2 separate regions of the Homo sapiens genome follow, and region 1 is linked to region 2. A link is an interaction called in ENCODE POLR2A ChIA-PET data of the cell type or tissue named here. Cell type or tissue: PC-3. All regions are shown on one strand. Each heading gives the region's core, and the rest is flanking DNA. Links, peaks and the distances in the headings are about the cores only.

Region 1 (8,000 bases), core at 1-8,000, 140 kb after region 2:
GATTCAACCAATAAAAAAGAGCTAATGAAAATAACACATGAAAACTTCCAAATTACAATTCTCTCCAAATACACCATAATGTTTTATAAATATCCTCTGCTAAATGAGCAAATCAGCCAAGAATCTGCATGACACTCTGATTATATTCTTTTGGTCTTGGTTATTAAGGAGATTGACTGGCTTTGACACAGACATGACATCACCCATGCAAGTTCTAACAGATGATTTTTCATATGTAATAATTAAAAACTGAATATATGACATTCCAAATTATAAATTAATAGGACCATTATATTAATAGATTATTCTTGATGTATTATGTTAAATTATTATTATCACAATTTGGAGAAATACAAACAAAACAGAAAATGTTTTGAGAGACCAATTTAAAGAGTAACGTAAACATCTGCTTTCTGCAGAAAGCGGAAGAAACTTGAATTATTTAGCCCAGACAGGTTCATGGAAGAGCAGAAGTATTTATTCATCATTAATTCAACACTGATTTATTGAACACTTTAGCTAGGTGGTGTTCAAGGTCCAGAGGCATGGGGGTAACCCCAATGGACAAAGGTTCCTGCTCTCATGGAACTTGCATCCTGAAGGGGAGAAGATGATGATAAGAACTCAACAAGCTCTAGGAGAGCAAGGATTTCTGTCTCTTCTGTTAACTTTGGTATTCCCAGCATCTACTAGCTGTTCAATAAATAGTTGTTGAATTAAACAAAAAAGGTAACTTCAGCTAGTGATAAGTGCTATAAACAATACAGTAATAAGTAGAGAGCATTGGAGGAAGAGGGCAGATATGTTATTACAGATCAAGGAGTTAGAAAGGGCTTCTCTAAAGAGATGCCATTAGAACTTCAACTTAATAACTAAAGTCAGCCCTGCAAAGATCTGAATAAATAACTTTCCAGAAAGAGAAAACAACAAAGGCTCTTGTCTGAGGCAGGAGTGGTTTGACATTCAGACAAATGGCCTGCCTGGACAAGCCACAAGGCCCCAATAAAGGGTTCAGGTTTCATTCAAATTGTTTAGGCAACATATATTGTTTGCTTCAAGTGGGGTCAAAGTAGTAAAAATGAAGACAGTGGGTAACTTCATGATCTATTTTGGAGTTGAGGAGTAGACAAGATTTGCTAATAGGTTCAGTATATGAGATGAGGCCAAGAGACATGTTAAGAATGACTTTGAGGTCTAGAGCTTGAACAACTGGGTAGGTGATGTTGCTATCTATTGAAATGGAAAAATGAGGTGAGAAACAGGTTTTAGGCAGGTAGTAGAGGAAAGGACAACCTTTTACAACTGGCCATATATAATGACAATTTCAAGTAAGCAGTTCGATATTTCAATTTGAAGTTAATGAAATGGACTGAGGTAAAAAGCTGTAAGTCTGGAAGCTGTCTGCATAAAGATAAATACATAGGGCTAAAGAGTTGTCAGGACAAAGGGGACTGAGAATGATTATCCCATAGAACTCCAAGGGGAAAAGCAAATAATTAAAGGTAGATATTAAAGTGAATTAAGCACACTTTGTAAGAGAAAGGACATTTTAACAATCTAACTAGAGCTATACAGTAAGAGACTAAGCTACTTGTATCCATTATTGGCTTTCCATAAAAAGAGGCATTTTCCAGTACAGAAGTGTGGGCAAAATGACCATCTGTAGGATTACTACTAAAGCAATTCTTAAAAGGGAAAGGACTTTCCCTAAATGTTCTTCCAAGGTAACATTTAAAGGAATTTTTAAGACTCTCTGATTTATCTTCAATTACGCAACTCATCTTTTTTTTTTTTTTTTTCTAAGATGGCGTTTTGATCTTGTTGCCTAGTCTGCAGTGCAATGGTGCAATCTCGGCTCACTGCAACCTCCGCCTCCCGGGTTCAAGCGATTCTCCTGCCTCAGCCTCCTGAGTAGTTGGGATTACAGGCATGTACCACCACGCCCGGCAAATTTTGTGTGTTTAGTAGAGACGGGGTTTCTCCATGTTGGTCAGGCTGGTCTCGAACTCCCAACCTCAGGTGATCCACCCGCCTTGGCCTCCCAAAGTGCTGGGATTACGGGCGTGAGCCACCGCGCCAGGCCGCAACTTATCTTGTTAGTACATAGATTCAGGGGTAAAAACCATGGGCATATACAATGTATGTCTACTGGTAGTCATTAATTGTTACCTGTTTTTGTTAGCAAAAGGTTATCCAGGTGCCTGTCTCCAACTCCAAGTATATAGGTGATCACGCAATATCCAGCTGCAGTAACAGTTAAAAAAAATATGTGAAAACAAATGCAAACCAGGTTATACATTCTACTGAATATAAAAGCAGTTTGTGCAACTTTAATATCAATTTGTTTTCTAATGTCTCTGGTTTCTCATCTGAATTCTCAAATATGCAATCTTCATGTCTGTCACTTGAAACTCAAAGTACTATTTAAAAGAGAAAATCTTGTAGAATTCTGTTAAATTACAAAAGTCACTTGCATCAAAACTTAAGTTAGGTTCAGGAGACCTTAAATTATAACATGGGCCTAGCAATTCTAATATCAAATTGGACACAGTTAAAAGTCAACCGTCAATTATCCCATAACTCGTAACCATGTTATCTGTAAGATAACATAAGTAAATGCAGGGTTAAATTGTTTTTTAAGTCTGTGGAAAAATAATCTTGAAATGGAAGCAGATAGAAAACCAAATGCATTCATTTGAGTGGTAAAGACATTTATGAAGTTAACACAATAATCTTCTAAAGCATTAAGAAAAATTACATGATCAAGGCTAAAGGCAAAGACATTGGCTCTAGCTGTATTCTGTTATCTTTTTATTCTAAAAAAAGTCTGGAAATTTAGCATTTATTGAAACTACTTAAACAGAATTTAGCAAATAGCACCCTTTTGGAGTTTGTTTTTTTAACTATGTTTATTTCTACCATTAATAACCTGACAACAAACACAACTTGTAAACATATAAAACTATAGCAATATTTACAAAAACCTGTTTATTTCAGCCCATGTGTAAAAACAAGATGGGACCACCTGTTAATGAACTTATAACCCTGTTCAAATTCAATAAATAATAAAGTTCATTTGACTTAGGTTCTGAAGGCCATTCCAGAAGTCCAAAAGCAACTTAAGCAATGGCATAATTATTGGAAAAATAGTATTAATTAATAATAATCACAGTTACAATGTACTGAAGACTAGGCTCTTAGCTAGGCATATCATATTCATCATTTCTAACCTGTTTAATGATGCCAGTTAAGTAGATAACCATCCTTCAAATGAAAAACTTCAGGCTCCAAGAATTAATAGTATTGTTCAAAGTCACTGGGCTGGGATTTGTGTCCAATGAAATGTAAGCAAATATAGATGCAAGGAAAGCAGTTTTAAGCAAGCGGCTGACTCAGCTAGGAGGTTAGCCCTTTAGGCCTTTTCTCCTTCCTGTCTAGATTGCGACATGATGACTGTAGTTGCAGACCATAAGGAAAAGGGCAAGAGAATCACAGAGAAACACAGAGCCTTCACCTGGTCCTAATCACCTTAAATAGTTAGAACAACAGCAATTTCTTATAACTAGTTTTGTCACAAAAGAGAAAATAAACTCTTATGATTAAATCACTATAGGTACATTATGTTAACTGCAGCTAAATGCAATGATAACATTTAGTGGTCCACTGAGGAGGACTTAAAGGGTATCTAGATGAAGGGAGAATAAACTACAGCCTGATGGTCAAATCTGGTTCCCCTCAGTTTTTGTAAAGTTTATTTGAACACAGTCATACTCATTCATTTACACACTGGTTTAAGCATTACAATGGCAGGGTTGAATGGTTACACAGATCATCTGACTTGAAAAGCCTAAAATATTTACTATCTGCAAAGCTTTAGAGAAAAGTCTTACTCACCCTTGATCTAGAGCATTGCTACACAAAATGTGATCCCACAGACTGGCAGTATCACTATCACTTGAAAGCTTATTAAATATGTAAACTCTTCAGCCTTACTTCAGTCCTACTGAATCAGAATTTTTAGGGGCAGCAGCCACAATTCCATTTTAACAAGCTTTCAAAAATTACTATGCACACCAAAGGTTGAGAAGCCTTCTCTAAACTCTAGTGTATTGATGAACATAAGAATCACCTGAAAATCCTGTTAGAATGAAGATTCTGATCACAGAAGTCGGGTAAGGCCCAAGATTCTGTAATACAAACAAGCTCCCAGGTAAAGTCAATACTGTGGGTCCACAGATCACACTTTAAGTAGCACTGCTCTAAAACTGCCACAATACATGCAATTTCAAAAATGACTACAGACTCCCCATTGAAAAATAACTAAGTGACTTACTGAGGGATATTAAATTTGATATTCCTAAAGAGAAACTAAGTACAATACCCTGAGAACATATGAGAACTTAGTACACTTAGGTTCTCTAACATGTGATTCGTAGAAATCTACCTGCCACTCAAGGGTACTAAACTACCGATAATGTGCATATGAAGACAAGCGAAATTCCTACAATTTTGAAAAATAACATCACTGTACATCAGTGCAGCTGAGTTGTTCAATCCAGACCTACTTACTATTCCCATTTTTAAATTATAAATTACAGTTAGTTTTTGTCACTATTTACTTTGTTTCAAGTTTAGCTATCTCTATAGAATACTGATTCACCTGTGTTGCAACAGTTAATTCTGACCTAAAATTTTCATGTAACTGGATATACATGAATTATGCTTAATCCTAACGATAAAGCAAAATATTTCTATAAACTACTCATCATCAAATTTGAGAGTGCATTTCATTGTTATATGGAAATGCAAAAATAAGTAAGGGTCTTTTGCCCTGGCTCAGTGGATTATGGTCATAAATACGTTGGATGGTCATTCTGATAAACATGTTTAGTCAAGTGAAATATATGTATCAACATATGGCCATATTTAATAGTAAAGATGAAAATTTAGAGTGCTTCAATAGTTTAAAGTGTCAATACTCAGTAGGGCACTTTAAACAAGGCTACATCCTGAAAAATAACAACAAAACATTTGAGGTAAGAATGGGATGATCCTCAGAAACGTTGAGGAGATAACTAATACTCAGAATGATTTAAGATGACCTGAAATAAATTTGCTAGAAAATTTTTAGGGAAATTGATGTTATTCTTTAACTATACAACAATGGAAACACTATTTCTGTCCAAGAAAATCTTGTCAAAACAATGTTGTTAGTTTTTTTATTCCATGTGAGATACAAAACATCTTGAAATTGTTTTTATAAAAAAACTTTGACTTAAAGAAAAATATAAAGACAAATAGACCACTGATCCTATTTCCCTTTACTTAGTAAAGATATGTGTGTATGTGAGAATAAACAGTATTCCCACATTTAGCTGCATGATATACACTTGAGACTTTAGATAATCTGGAAAAGATGTCACCAAAACTATTATCAATTTTTTTCTTACACCCTGCAAAAACATTAAAACATTATTTTCTAAAATGAAAGTTACACAAAAACAGATTATTTTGTCATACAGGAAGCCATACAGAAAACAGAAGGCTCTTCTAGATGAAGAGAAGGCCTACCATTAAATCACTTACAGAGGAATGAATACATGTGAAATGTTGGAAAAAAGGGGAGAGATAAGATATAATGTGAATTTAACTGTCCAATAGGTAAGATAATTTAAATTGCTATTCTTTCCCCATGAAAAAGCCAGTCATATTTTCAGTAGCTCTTGGGGGGAAAATGGACCACTATACAAAAGACACAATGGTACGACATTAAGCATGTACCTGTAACATACCATTCTGATAATTTTACTAATGAGCAGAATTTTCAAATTGTAGTCAATACTGACAGGGCAAGCGTGTGTGTATGTATTTTGTGTGGAAAAAGTATTTCTTTATTAAACAGATTTATGACTTTAAAAGGTTTACAATAACTATGCTATAGTAAAAAGGTAAAAGATAATTATTTGGGGGTATATAAAACACCTCATGTAATAACGTACTAATGGAAATGGCCACAAATTCTGTGACACCCTTTTCATCCAGAGCTTGGATCTATATATATTCCGTCCCCTCAAATCCAGGAAGGCTCTAGGACTGCTCTGAACAACAGAATATAACAAAATATAGTTATACTATAAGCTGATATAGTACCAGCTTCCCAGCCCTGGCCTTCAGAAACTAGTATTTTCCATTTCCTGTCTGTCTGAATATTTGCTCTTGGAACCCAGCTCTAAGAGGCCCAAGCCAGGGACAGGTCATGTGTAGGTGATTCACAATAAGCCTAGCTAAGACAGTATAATCTGCCAATAATGTGAGTGATCCATCTTGGATGTTCAGCCTAGTTGAGCCTTTAGATGATATGCAATTTTTTTTCAGATCACAGAAAACATAGACTTGAAGGTCTGAGAAAAACAGAAGAGAAATGGGGCAAAATAAAGAAGAGAAACAAGAAAGGAGCAAGGGAAGAGAGAGAAACACAGAGTAAGAGGACAAGGGTAAACATTTTCTCTCAAAATCTTCAGTGTTTTTAAGTCTTTAAATACTGCATGTAATCACGTTTACAAACAAATTCAGTTACATGTAATATATGTTTATATTCCTATAGTAAAAACAAGAATTAAAACTATAAAGGACTCTAATTTATAAAACACAATTTTATTTCCATATTCTCAAAGTTCATTTTCTTTCTGCTTTTCAGACAAAAATGTATCATCACGAATAAATTTGAAAATAAGGTCCAAAATAATTTGGAAGGTGACTTCACAGGGGTGTTGTGAAAAACACAAAAATATTATGTATAAGAAAGCAACTTCTAAACCAGAAAATAATATGCAAGTTTAAATATAGTCTTAACAACTAACTAGAAAGCCCTCTTCTTGCTCTCCCAGCTTAAGCATAGGCATAAATAGGGACATAAACAAATATAGCGCTTATATAAAATAGTTATAACACATCATACATCCTGTCATTCAGGGCTCAACTCTAGTGTCAACTCCTTTACCAATCCTCCCATAAACAATCTAGTTATAAAAAAAATCAAAATAAAAAAATAAACATGCTGGGGATGGTGGCTCATGCCTTCAATCTTTGCACTTTGGGAGGCCAAAGCAGGTGGTGATCGTTTGAGCCCAGGAGTTTGAGACCAGCCTGGGAAACATGCCATAACCCTGTTTCTACAAAAAATACAAAAAAATCATCCAAGTGTGGTGGTGCACACCTCCTACAGTCCCAGGTACTCGGCGGGCTGAGGTGGAAGAATCACCTGAGCCTGGGAGGTCCAGGCCGCAGTAAGCTGTGATTGCGCCACTGCACTTCAGCCAGCCCGGGTGACAGAGTGTGATCCTGTCTCCAGGAAAAAAGGAAAAGAAAAGAAAAGAAAAAAATAAAGAAAATGAAAAAAAAAATCCTGTAGAATATAACCTTCGTGAAGTTAGACATAAATGCCTGAAGAATAAAAATTAATCCCTATGTCACTTACTATTTATTTCTAGGAAATACTACTACTGCTTTCTTATTTCTAGGAATGGACCATAAGGACTGACTCTAAAATACCACAAGGGCACCCTCTTAATGAAGCACCATTATCTTAGCTCTTAAACTTTATCTAAAGCACAATCATTTCTGATTGAAACTTTTCCCATGGTCTACTTAGTTTCTGTTATTCAAAAATAGAGAAAATCTAATGGAAAATTAACAGCTTCCAGGAAGAGATAAACTGTGATTATAAAATAGTTCAGTGATTACAAAGATATATCCATGAAAGACTAAATAGAATTTACACCTTGTTAATACTATTATGTCAAAGCATCAATGACTACTTTAATCAACATTTATCTTTTACTCTTCCTATAGAGCATTTAAATATTAACATGTTCTAAATGTATATGATTATGGCAATATCAGGATGGCCTGCTCTTCTTTATCTGATCAATGGAAAGTAATAGCCTGAAAAACTTACCACAGCTTTTAACGTAAGTGTCCATGACCTCAGCACTAATCCC
Region 2 (10,879 bases), core at 1,506-9,505:
TCCCTATAGCTTCTCCCACAACTCTGACTGATCTGCTATACCCCTTAGCAATTTATTTCTTTAAACTAAGCCATTGCTGTGCTACATCTACTCCAGTATCTGTAAACCTCCAGCACACTCCTTAGCATCCCTGACTATCCATTCTAGTCATTGTCATCACATGACTTGCTGGCATTTTCTTCACCTCCAGGTTAACCTGTTGACAATATCTATCTATCCTGAGTTGCTGTCTAGGAAGATGTGTCTTTATCACATCCCTTACCCACCCACCAATTGTCAACAGGCCAATAGCATATTCCATCTTCCTTCCTCCAGGATCTGCTCCATCAGTGATGCTCGCCCCTCTTGTGAGGCCACACTTACTTCTCCACTCAGCCTCTTGCTAGTTTTCCCCTCCTCTTGACCCCACCCTGCCTCCCAGCATATGTATGATCTCCTTTCACAACTTTTGAAGTATAAATAAAGGTGACAATGAGGTACCCTCAACTAAGAAACTGGGGAGTGGGGAGGAAATGAGAATTAAACTACAATCATGTATGGATCACATGTTATGGATCAAAGTGGAAACCTACAAGTTACTTTAAAGAGACTTAGTGGTTCTAAAGTCAAAGACTTGGCAAAAACGGGATAAGTAATATCAGTATAGTTATAGAAACAGTGTGGTAATTACCTAGAAGGTAAGTTCAGAAACACAGTAAAGGGGAAACAAAGACAAAACTATGGTGATAGAAATCAGAACAGTGGTTGCCACAGAGTAGAGGGAATGGAGGAGATTGATTATAAAATGGCAAAGGGGAACATTTTAGGGTGATGGAAATAGTCTAAATCTTGGTTATGGTAGAGATTACAAGACTGTACACATTTGTCAAAACTCATCGAATTGCACTTATAAAATTAGTAAATTTTACTGTAGGCAAATATAAGTCAACAAAGTTAATTTTAAAAGTATACCAGTTTTTATTAGTAACAAGATTGGGAGGACACAGCTCACAACTGATTACCACATACCTATAGGAAAGACACCCTGTTTATGAAGCTGTATAATGAAAATGTGTACACTCTTCTGCTATACCCCTCAGGGTCAAAGTGCCCTTCCCAGTCAGTGGTAGTTGCTCGGAAACTGCTTTCCTCTGGGAGCTTCTAGCCTGCACAGAAGCCTAACTGCATGATGTATCACAGTAAAATTGTCCTTTATTTGAATATACTGAGAATTTCCTTCTTGCACAGAGTATACTCATGACATTATAACCTTTTCGGAGAGCTGAAAGGACACACACAAACTTCTTATTTGTTATCAGATATCATTTCACCCACACTGAGCTTAAAATGACCAATAACAGCACTAAAAAGTATGTCCTTCATGTTTCTCTATTTCACTGGGGGTGGGAGGGTAAGACAAAGAAAAAAATGCTCTAATTGTATCCAGGATGGATTTTTCTCTTTTGTTAGGTTCAAATAACAAACCTAGGAAATTTTAAATCCTGGAAGTCCATCTGTCAGCATCTGGTTCCCCAGAGACCAAGAAAATGCTTTCATTTAGCTGAAGGCTGCTACTGGCAGCCACATACCCGCCTGAGAAAATACATCATTTTTTGCAAGTGTGAAAATGACTGCTAAGGGGAATAGGAGCCCTAGTTACATGCCCCATTTCAGAGCCTTCAGCCCCAGCTGCAGGGACCAAATAAGACAGTGATGGCCCTGGGGATTTAAGAATTCAGTTTCTCTCTGACAGCCTCAAAAACCCCAGGCCACATTGAGAAAGAAGAACTGCCTCTGTCACTAGCTCAGAAAACTCATCAATGGCAGGGGCCCAATCTTGGCTCCAAAGGAGCCGTTGCTGGCCCCTCACTTATCTTACCTATATGAGTGAACGCTGCCATAAAAGGTAGCTCTAGACCTACAGCTGCAGGCAAAGAAACTCTCTTCCTCTTGATTTACCATTCTCCTAAGCTGCCTGCCCACTCTCCAGCTTAGTAGAATTCCTGACCTTGCATCCCTGACTGCCATCTGCCCTGCCTCTTCCCACATCTCCCCTCCCACACATCTTGGCAACACCTAGACTGAACAGGCTCAGGCCCCAACATGATTCTACTGCTTCTTTCATATTCATGAATATGTTCAGAGATGTTTATTATTACCTAGATTTACAAATCATAGTTTAGCATATCGTTTCTGACATAAAATACAGAAAATTCTAAAAGAAAAAAATTCAGTGCCCCTTCAGACCTTCAATAAGAGTTACTATGTACAGTAAAATGATAAGAAAGGAAACCCTCAGCTATTCTGAGATGCAAATGCTAGGTGGTCAGCTAGGTCCACACTCAAGCTCATCACTGCCAGAACTTTTACACCTGGCTCTCAGCACATACAATTCAAATTTGTGCCTTAAACCTAGTGCAAGTGGCCAGGGAGCCCCAAAGTCTGAAACACAGAAAGCCAGGACTGTTAAATCTCAGACCACCGAGGCTCCTATATCACCACCAGCACCTGTCTACCCGTCAGGCCCATCCGGCTCCACAGAGAGTGGCAGCCCCAGGCTACATCAAGACCTCGATTTGACTAGCTGAACCCACCTGCACAAGGAGGGGAACAACAGACCCCTTGCTGTTAAAGGGGGCCCAGGCTTCATGTGTGTGCACAGCAGTTTGGCTGAAATGGAGACATTACAATTAATGCTCCTGATGGCCAGAGGCACAACCTTTTTCTCCCCTGCAGGTTGGAAAGTCCTCTTTCTGTTGTGATGGAGTCCTGTTGGTTTTCATTTATATTTTTCACTGTCACATTGCCTATTCTCTCCACCTCACTATCACAGGTCAGTCCCATTAAATCATGCCTAGATGGTTATGCTAACCCTTCCTGGCCTGGCTTCCCAGGCTCAACCCTAGGGGCCAGGTAGATGGACACTAAACCACCACCTATATTTTCCTCTTATATTATTTTTGAGAAACATCAGTGAGTCCCTTTGATTTAAATATTGTATTAGTCCATTCTCACACTGCGATAAGGATACTATCTGAGACTGGGTAATTTATAAACAAAGGAGGTTTAATTGACTTACAGTTACGCATGGCTGGGGAAGCCTCAGGAAACTTATAATCATGGCAGAAGGAGAAGCAGGCACCTTTTTCACTAGGAGGCAGAAGAGAGAAGTGCAATCAGGTGAAATACCAGACGCTTGTAAAACCATGAGATCTCGTGAGAACTCACTCACTATCACGAGAATTCCATGGGGAAAACTGCCCCCATGATCCAATCACTTCCCACCGGGTCCCTCCCTCGACACGTGGGGATTATGGGGATTACAATTTAAGATGAGATTTGGGTGGGGGCACAGCCAAACCATATCAAATATCAGCTCCAAATGTCTTGGCCCATCTTTCCGTGTCCCCCTACCCTACACAGCCTCTCTCACCATTTTCCAGAATGTACCTCCAACTCCAGCTGGACAGATTTACTCACTCTTCCTTGTTCGCTCGGATTGGTACTCATATCTTTCCTCCACGTCCAATTTTCTCCTTTCTTATCTCTGGTATAGAAACCACACCCTCCCCTTTTCTTTATGGCCCAGAACAAGACTTAGGTTCTCAGTGAAGCATTCCTGAAATGTCTTCAGCTGCCACTGTCTTTTCTTCCTTTTCTGGTGTCCTAATGCATCTGTAATTCACACCACACAGGTTAGCACTTCATTGTTTGCAAATTGTTTCACATGTGTGTTTTTTTTTGTACTTTGAGACTTACCCTGTATCACGCTAATACCTGCAGAGTGCTAGACACCTGTGGGAGACTTCCCAGTTGATTTCTGGGCTGAATCAATTTGCGAACAATTGTAAAATTCAGTAATCACCATGTGAAATATTCCCATTTCCCATGTGATTTGACATTTTTACCCAGGAGAACATCTCTCATCTTTTATGCTGCTACTCCACGGCTTTGATAAATAGAGTTCACCTCAAATCTCCCTTCAAACCATATTTAAACTTCCCCCCTTCCAGCAAAGACTCCAGGCTAGATTTCATTGAGCCAGTCAGCTTTGCTAATTTGTAACCAATTTTTGATTTACTAAATGGCAGCATTCAGCTGGAGGACAGATGGAAAAGCTGCAGGTAACTGCTGACCTTCTGATTAGAGGGATTAGATAACCATACCTGATTTCACATTCAGATTATCTACAGAGATTGGATATGAAAGATCTTTCCAAGGGTTAGAGGGAGGAAAGAAAGCATATGGCCCCAAAATGGCATGTGGCTGAAGGATTTATGAATTAACAGAAGAAGGGATTTATTATAACCTTCAAGGCAGATAAGAAATATGCTGGTGCTGTGCTTTTCTGAAAAGCTGAATGCCATTCTGAGAAGGCTGGTTCTAACAGGGAACTTTTATTCTCTAAATAAGTAGAATATACTATTACCAATCAGGGCTTTTGCTCCTAATGAGAGGTACTGATGGCTGCTATCACTAAAGCATCCTGAAAACCTGTGACTGCTCTGTGGCGAGCAGGCCAACTCCAGGCTCAATTGTGCAATACAGGGTGTTTGGTTTGGTTCCCGTCTCACTTCCCCTTTTCTTTCCTCCTTCCTTTGTGTCCATATCTCTTCCAAATCCCCTTCCCAGACCCTTCATGAATATCTCCCGTATTAGCCATCTGTGATGGTTACTACTGGATGTCAACTTGATTGGATTGAAGGGTGCAATGTATTGATTCTGGGTGTGTCTGTGAAGGCGTTGCCAAAGGAGATTAACATTTGAGTCAGTGGACTGGGAAACGCAGATCTACCTTCAATCTGGGAGGGCACCATCTAACCAGCTGACAGTGTAACTAGAATAAAAGCAAGCAGAAGAACGTGGAAAGATTAGGCTTGGCCAGGCACAGTGGCTCACACCTGTAATCGCAGAACTTTCGGAGGCTGAGGTGGGCGGATCACTTGAGGTCAGGAGTTCGTTCCAGACCAACTGGCCAACATGGTGAAACCCTGTATCTACTAAAAATACAAGAATTAGCCGTGTTGGCATGCACCTGTAATCTCAGGTACTGCGAGGCGGAGGCGGAGGTTGCAGTGAGCTGAGATCACGCCACTGCACTCCAGCCTGGGTGACAGAGGGCAACTCCATCTCAAAAAAAAAAAAAAAGATTAGACTGGCTTAGCCTCCAAGCCTACATCTTTCTCCCATATGCTGGATGCTTCCTGCCCTCAAACATTGGACTCAAGGTCCTTCAGCTTTGGGACTTGGACTGGCTTCCTTGCTCCTCAGGTTGCAGATGGCCTATTATGCAACCTTACCTTGTGATCTCGTGAGTTAATACTCCTTAATACATTCCCCTTTGTATATACATCTATCCTATTAATTCTGTCCCTCTAGAGAACCCTGACTAACATACCATCTCACCCCTTTGCACCCTTTTTCTCACTTGTATGCCCATCACAAATTCCTCCCAGCCCAAGGTGAGATTCACACTATGAATGATGGAAAGAGAACTCCGGGAGTGACTTCCCCTCCCCAGGAGCTCAGATAGCCATTTGAACATGGAAAAGACTAACATAACCCATGGAAGTGACAGATTTACAGTTAAATTTTGGAAAGATGTTTTGGCCTGAGGATTATCTAAACACATATTACATTATAGACCATCTGGGTGTTATGAAAGCTTCAGAAATTGTATAGAGTTGGGTAGCCACAGACAAGGTAGGTACAGGAGACTCCGATGTGACCTTGAGGGGCAGCATCAGACAGGCATGGTGGGTGCCTCCAAAGAGGAAGAACAGTGTGCAGGAGTGAGTTGGGTGGCTACCAGTCCCGAGGATTATCTGGATTGGGGAAAAGCAAGCAAAGTGAATTCTGGAGAACCACTTGGTGATGAGTCATGTAGATGCCATGTCTGACTCAGCATAATGGGAGGGGAAGACTTCTGCCTTTTCCACGGTGGCTTCTGGAAAGCCACAAAAATGAGCAGCACTAACCTGTCACAAACGAACTTCAACCTTAAAGGAGAACCAAGGCCTCCTGGAAGGTTAGCAACAGAAAGACAGCTAAATTTTCTTTCTGTAGATTTCTTTTTTTTTTTTTAAGTAAAAAATGACTACTTGCTATTTATGTATATCCCAAGAAAATGCAGAATTATACCTTCAATCACAGTTTTTTTTCCCTATGAGCCTATTTTTATATTCACCACAGACTAGTAACATTTCTCCTTCAGAGATTGTCTAGAAAGATTGCACTGTCATTAGAAGTTTCATGTATTCACGTTAGAATAATGTGGACCAAGTACAGACATGAGAGCATGCCAAGGGTATTTGTGGACTGGAAAACATGACAGGCAACAGAGCCTACATGAGATGTGCCAGAGAGTGCAAGACGTGAGACTAGAAGGGCGAGTCTGGGTCTGGGTGCCCAAGGGGCTCACTGTTGGATAAGAAGATTGAGTTACAACACTGGCCGAGCATTTTCCCATTACCTCGTTCAGATAGCAGAGCATCCTCTCAAGTCTGGTGTTTCACTTCTCCACATTTACAAGTGCAGAAACTAAGGCTCAGAGAAACTAAGTACCTTGCTCAAGATGAGAAATCAAGCCAATAACAGAGCTAGGATTTGAACTCACTCCTGTACACCTCAAAGTGTGTTGTACTCCTATCTCTACTGTTAAAAGAAAAACCTTAGACAAATTAAATTAAACAGAGTTTAATTGAGCAAAGAATGATTCATGAATCAGGCATCCCCCAAGCCAGAATGGGTTCAGAGAAACTCTGGCACTGCCAGGTGGTTGAAGAAGATTTATGGAAAGAAAAAGAAAAGTGACAGAGAGAAAACAGAAATGAGGTACAGAAACAACGGGATTGGTTACAGCTCAGCATTTGCCATATTTGAATGTGGTTTGAGCAGTTGGCCACCTTTGATTGGCCACAACTCAGTGATTGGTATCAGAGTAGGTTATAGTCCATTTACACTTTCAATGACATGTATACTATGCACGTAGAAACCTTTAGACAGAACTTATAATATGTAAGGAAACAGCTTTAAGCTAAATTTTATTTAATACTACCATGCAACACTCTATCCAGTTCATGTTTAAACACTGGAGACACTGAAAGAGGTGATTTGGAAATGTATAGGGGGATGTGAGTGGAATAATTGGAGACCATAAGCCCTGAAAGGTATGCTAAGAGCCACCTAGTTATCTGTGTTTAGGTAAAGTTTTAGTTTGACATTACCAGCCCAAAAAGAATATTCAATCCAAAAAGGCTCTCAGAGAAGTGATTTCACACTCTTGAATGGTAATGCTTTATTTTTGTTGTTGTTGTTCTTGTTGTTAAGTATGTCTGTTTATTAGTTTTACCTAAGTCCCTCTAGGTATGAAAGAATTCCTGCTACTTAACTGAATGATAAAACAAATGCCTCCACTACAAATTTTATTTATGGCATAATTTTCTCATCTCCGAAGAATGTGCTATAGACTCACTGTCTTTTAGAAATATGGACCATCTAAGCTTGTATATGCTCAATAACACTCTAAATGTGTTTATTCAAGCACTCTTCTCCTAATTATTAAGTTTGGGTGTATTTCAAGGGACATTTACTCCATCTCTGAGTCATTTACTTTCAGTTCATTCACATCTAGAAGTAGACTGCAAGAAATATTTGCTTCTTAGGTGGTATCAGAGCGACCACATAACCTTAAAACTTTGTTCACTGGGCCAGGAGAAAATGAAAATGTCAGTTTTCAAGCAAATTTTTGATCTTTGAGAATTAAAGAATGGGTTGTTGGCAAATAGCAGTTGCTTTCTAACTTTACTTTCTGTGCTAAAATTTGAGTCACTCCACACACTTAGGAACACACAAAAGGCAAAGAAATGAGTTAATTTTGTTGCCTGTGCCACTCTCTCTTCTGCCCTGTATTCATGTCCCTGGGTCAGTATTCATGTTTTTGCCCTGAGGCCAAACTGTGCTCCTTTTTTTTTTTTCATGTAGCACATTTCCACATGAACCTCTTAGAAAAAGTCAGCATTCGATAAAGAAAAGCCAAGTCAGAAATAAATCATAATATTAAGTTACAGAGGAGCAAGGCTGAATACTGAACAACCGGTACACCATGATAACACAATTTAGGGCAGCCATAAGTAAAATCCAGGTCAGTGTCAGGAAGTCATGCAGGGTGTTCCTTGATGAACAAAGAGATGCTATGTAAATTACAAATCAAATGGAGAGTACATGCAGGATATTTTATCCTATCTGCAGATCAGCCAACCTTCCGAGAGGCTCACAAATGATATTTTTCCCTGCAATCTTGGCACTAAAAGGTAAAATTCAAATAAGTGATCTTTCAACTGGAATGTATCCTCCACATTTTTTATTGAAATAGTTGAGAAGAATATACAACATTAGCCCTTACTGGAATAATGCAATGCCCAGGGCTGGATAGCAGGCTATTTTACATGTGAGGCATAACATGGCCTGAATTTTTGCTTTTTCCTTTGGATTTATGAATGACTACAAACTTCCTAAAGAACAAAGGTGATCTTGTACCCCACATTAAATGTTCCTGCTGGCTATACAGGTAGTCATTAAATCTCTCCTAGTTGGTTAACCAGGTATTGGGTGATGTGGTCCCTCCTAACTTCTCAAGTTTTTCTCCAGCCACCCACCTTCAGGCAGACTGAATTTTTCAAAACAGACTATGTTTTTGTAGGATGCTGTGCCTTGACACATCCAACTAGTTGTGGAACACCTACCCCATGACTGCTTATGTGGTGAATAAAATCTTCCGTCTTCCAGGAATTTTTTTATACCACCGTGCCCTGTAACATTTAGCTAATCTAATCAGTTGCGTCAACTGGATAGAGGCCATTGTATAATCATCTTCATTACTCTAACCCCAAGAAAAGTCCTGGCACCCTCTAGAAATTGCTAGATACATGTTTTTAGTATGCTGAATAAAAAGCTCCCCAATATGACGAAGACATCAAGACTCCCACTACATTCACAGCCAAGAGAAATCCAATATTTCCAACGCTTTGAAAAGAACCTGTTTTGATAGTCATTTTATTCACATACCTGTTTTTACTTGGCTAGAGGTGGGACCAACATGTTTCATATCTTCTAAGAAAGACAACTGCAAGTCTAAGTGAAAAGCAAAAATCCCTGACATAACCCAAGGCCTAGAGGCTATATGATGCCTGCATTTGATGTGAGGTGAAGCTTGGAAATCCTCCTGTGCTTAGATTCCATGATTACACAGTTACATTTATTTAATAAATATATTATGTTGAAGACAAAGCTCTAATTGCTTTTTGTAAATGGGAACTGTATTGAAATGAACTCATGGGAAATTGTACCTTTTTATCTTGTCATTGTATCCACAATTCAGCAAATATTCACAGGTGACTTACTATATGTTTGGTGCAATACAAGGCCAAACACGATTTTATTTTCTTATGCTGGCTGCCCCCAAAATTCCAGAACTACAATTTTTCACTGGAAAGAAAAAATAAACTCTTTTGCAGAAAGCACAAATTAAGCCAAATAGGTCAAGCTGGGAGACTTTACGTTGTGAGGGTATTATGGAGAACATCCCATGCAATTTTGAAGTAATTTACAGATTGTGTGATACACGACACACTGATGTCCCCATCAATGCCTTCTACTGAAAGAGGGAAAATCAGTTCTCTTCCCCTGCATCTTGTCTTCCTCAATCCTACTAAATGTACACAATAGCAATTCTCTTCGGGGAGATTTTATCATGGCAAGAGAACAGGATTGCTGATACAGTGGCATTAATAACTATTAAAGAAATGTAGGCTGAGATCATGGAGGGAAATCTATTCCAACAAGCATCTCCTGAGAGGAATTATCATTCACTTAGACAGTTAAAACCCTCCCTCACCACTCCATACTATATATGCAGCCTGGTCATGAGGAATCCTCCACAAAGAAGGCCAGATGTACTGATTAGGTCTTTCTCCAAATTAATAGTGGATTCGGGCTTTGCCTTCCCGATAAGCAAGGAAAGTTGCGATCCGGTTTTGTCTTGCAGTAGGGAAAATAAAATTGGCTTTCTCAATGATGTGCATCCCCAGAGCCTTTGTGATGAATCAGCGTTCATAGATTCCTTCTTTGACCTTATTAAGGACAGACACAGCAGATAATTTTAATAATGCAGCCTTCAATAAATCAAGAGTATTGCTTCCAAAGACTGCATAGCTGAAAAGACTAATTAATGTTGTTTCTTTGGGGCAGGAATCTGGGAAAGCTGTATGAAGGTGTAACAATTTAACCAGAACTTGGAGACTAAAATGCTGGCCTTAATTTTTCTTTATCTTATCGGAGTGCCTCACACTACAAATTCAAAGCAACACACTTGGCCTGGCATTTGGAACCATAACCAGCTCACAATCAATGGAGCCCTAATGAGAACAGCCTGCTGAGCAGCCACAATAATCACCTTTTGGACAATCAATAGAGAAGGAAATGTGAAAATAGTTTGGTCTCAGGTATTTCTCTAATCACCCCTAATCAGAGGGGTGTGGTATGTATTCTAGAGATCTTTGATAAGTAGACAATATCAGAATCTTTTTAATAATTACATAATTAAGATGAATGGCCTACATGGCCTGCAGTATATTAAATACTAGGGCTGGGAACCACATCTAGGTTTTAAGGGAGAAGTTACTAATCTTTCCCTGGTGCTGAATACTACAAATCAAGTGCTGAATTTAACTTTACCAGAAATAGAGATTTGAAAAAAAAAAAAGGTGTCTTTGTTCAAAATATCACCCTGTAATAGCAACTAAAGCAATACCCCAAAAATCCACTACCTCCTTCTCAATAGCCAGAGACACAGCCAGTGATTGACTAGAGTCAGTTTCAGCCAGACACTCAAATTTCATAT

Evidence for each region. Peaks named below come from ENCODE experiments on the same cell type or tissue, not always from the same donor. Only the 100,000 strongest peaks of a DNase experiment are listed, where the experiment ranks them.
Region 1: POLR2A ChIA-PET joins it to region 2 with 7 read pairs; 1 of 35 experiments calls an interaction of 5 or more read pairs at or near these places.

What each region holds. Positions count from the first base shown.
Region 1 is chr18:42,043,775-42,051,774 of GRCh38, reverse strand. PIK3C3 (phosphatidylinositol 3-kinase catalytic subunit type 3) reads right to left here. Exons shown (of 25, transcript NM_002647.4): 20 at 7,958-8,000; 21 at 2,170-2,244. Among named protein-coding and RNA genes, the nearest start is that of PIK3C3, 93 kb to the right of the region's middle. In PC-3, for the core only: no CTCF peak of the experiment used is centred there; a DNase peak (open chromatin) is centred at 3,404; H3K27ac peaks cover 1,307 bases.
Region 2 is chr18:42,178,942-42,189,820 of GRCh38, reverse strand. It overlaps LINC00907 (long intergenic non-protein coding RNA 907), which reads right to left and starts at 3,153. Exons shown (of 10, transcript NR_046174.2): 1 at 3,059-3,153. In PC-3, for the core only: no CTCF peak of the experiment used is centred there; a DNase peak (open chromatin) is centred at 5,880; H3K27ac peaks cover 1,106 bases.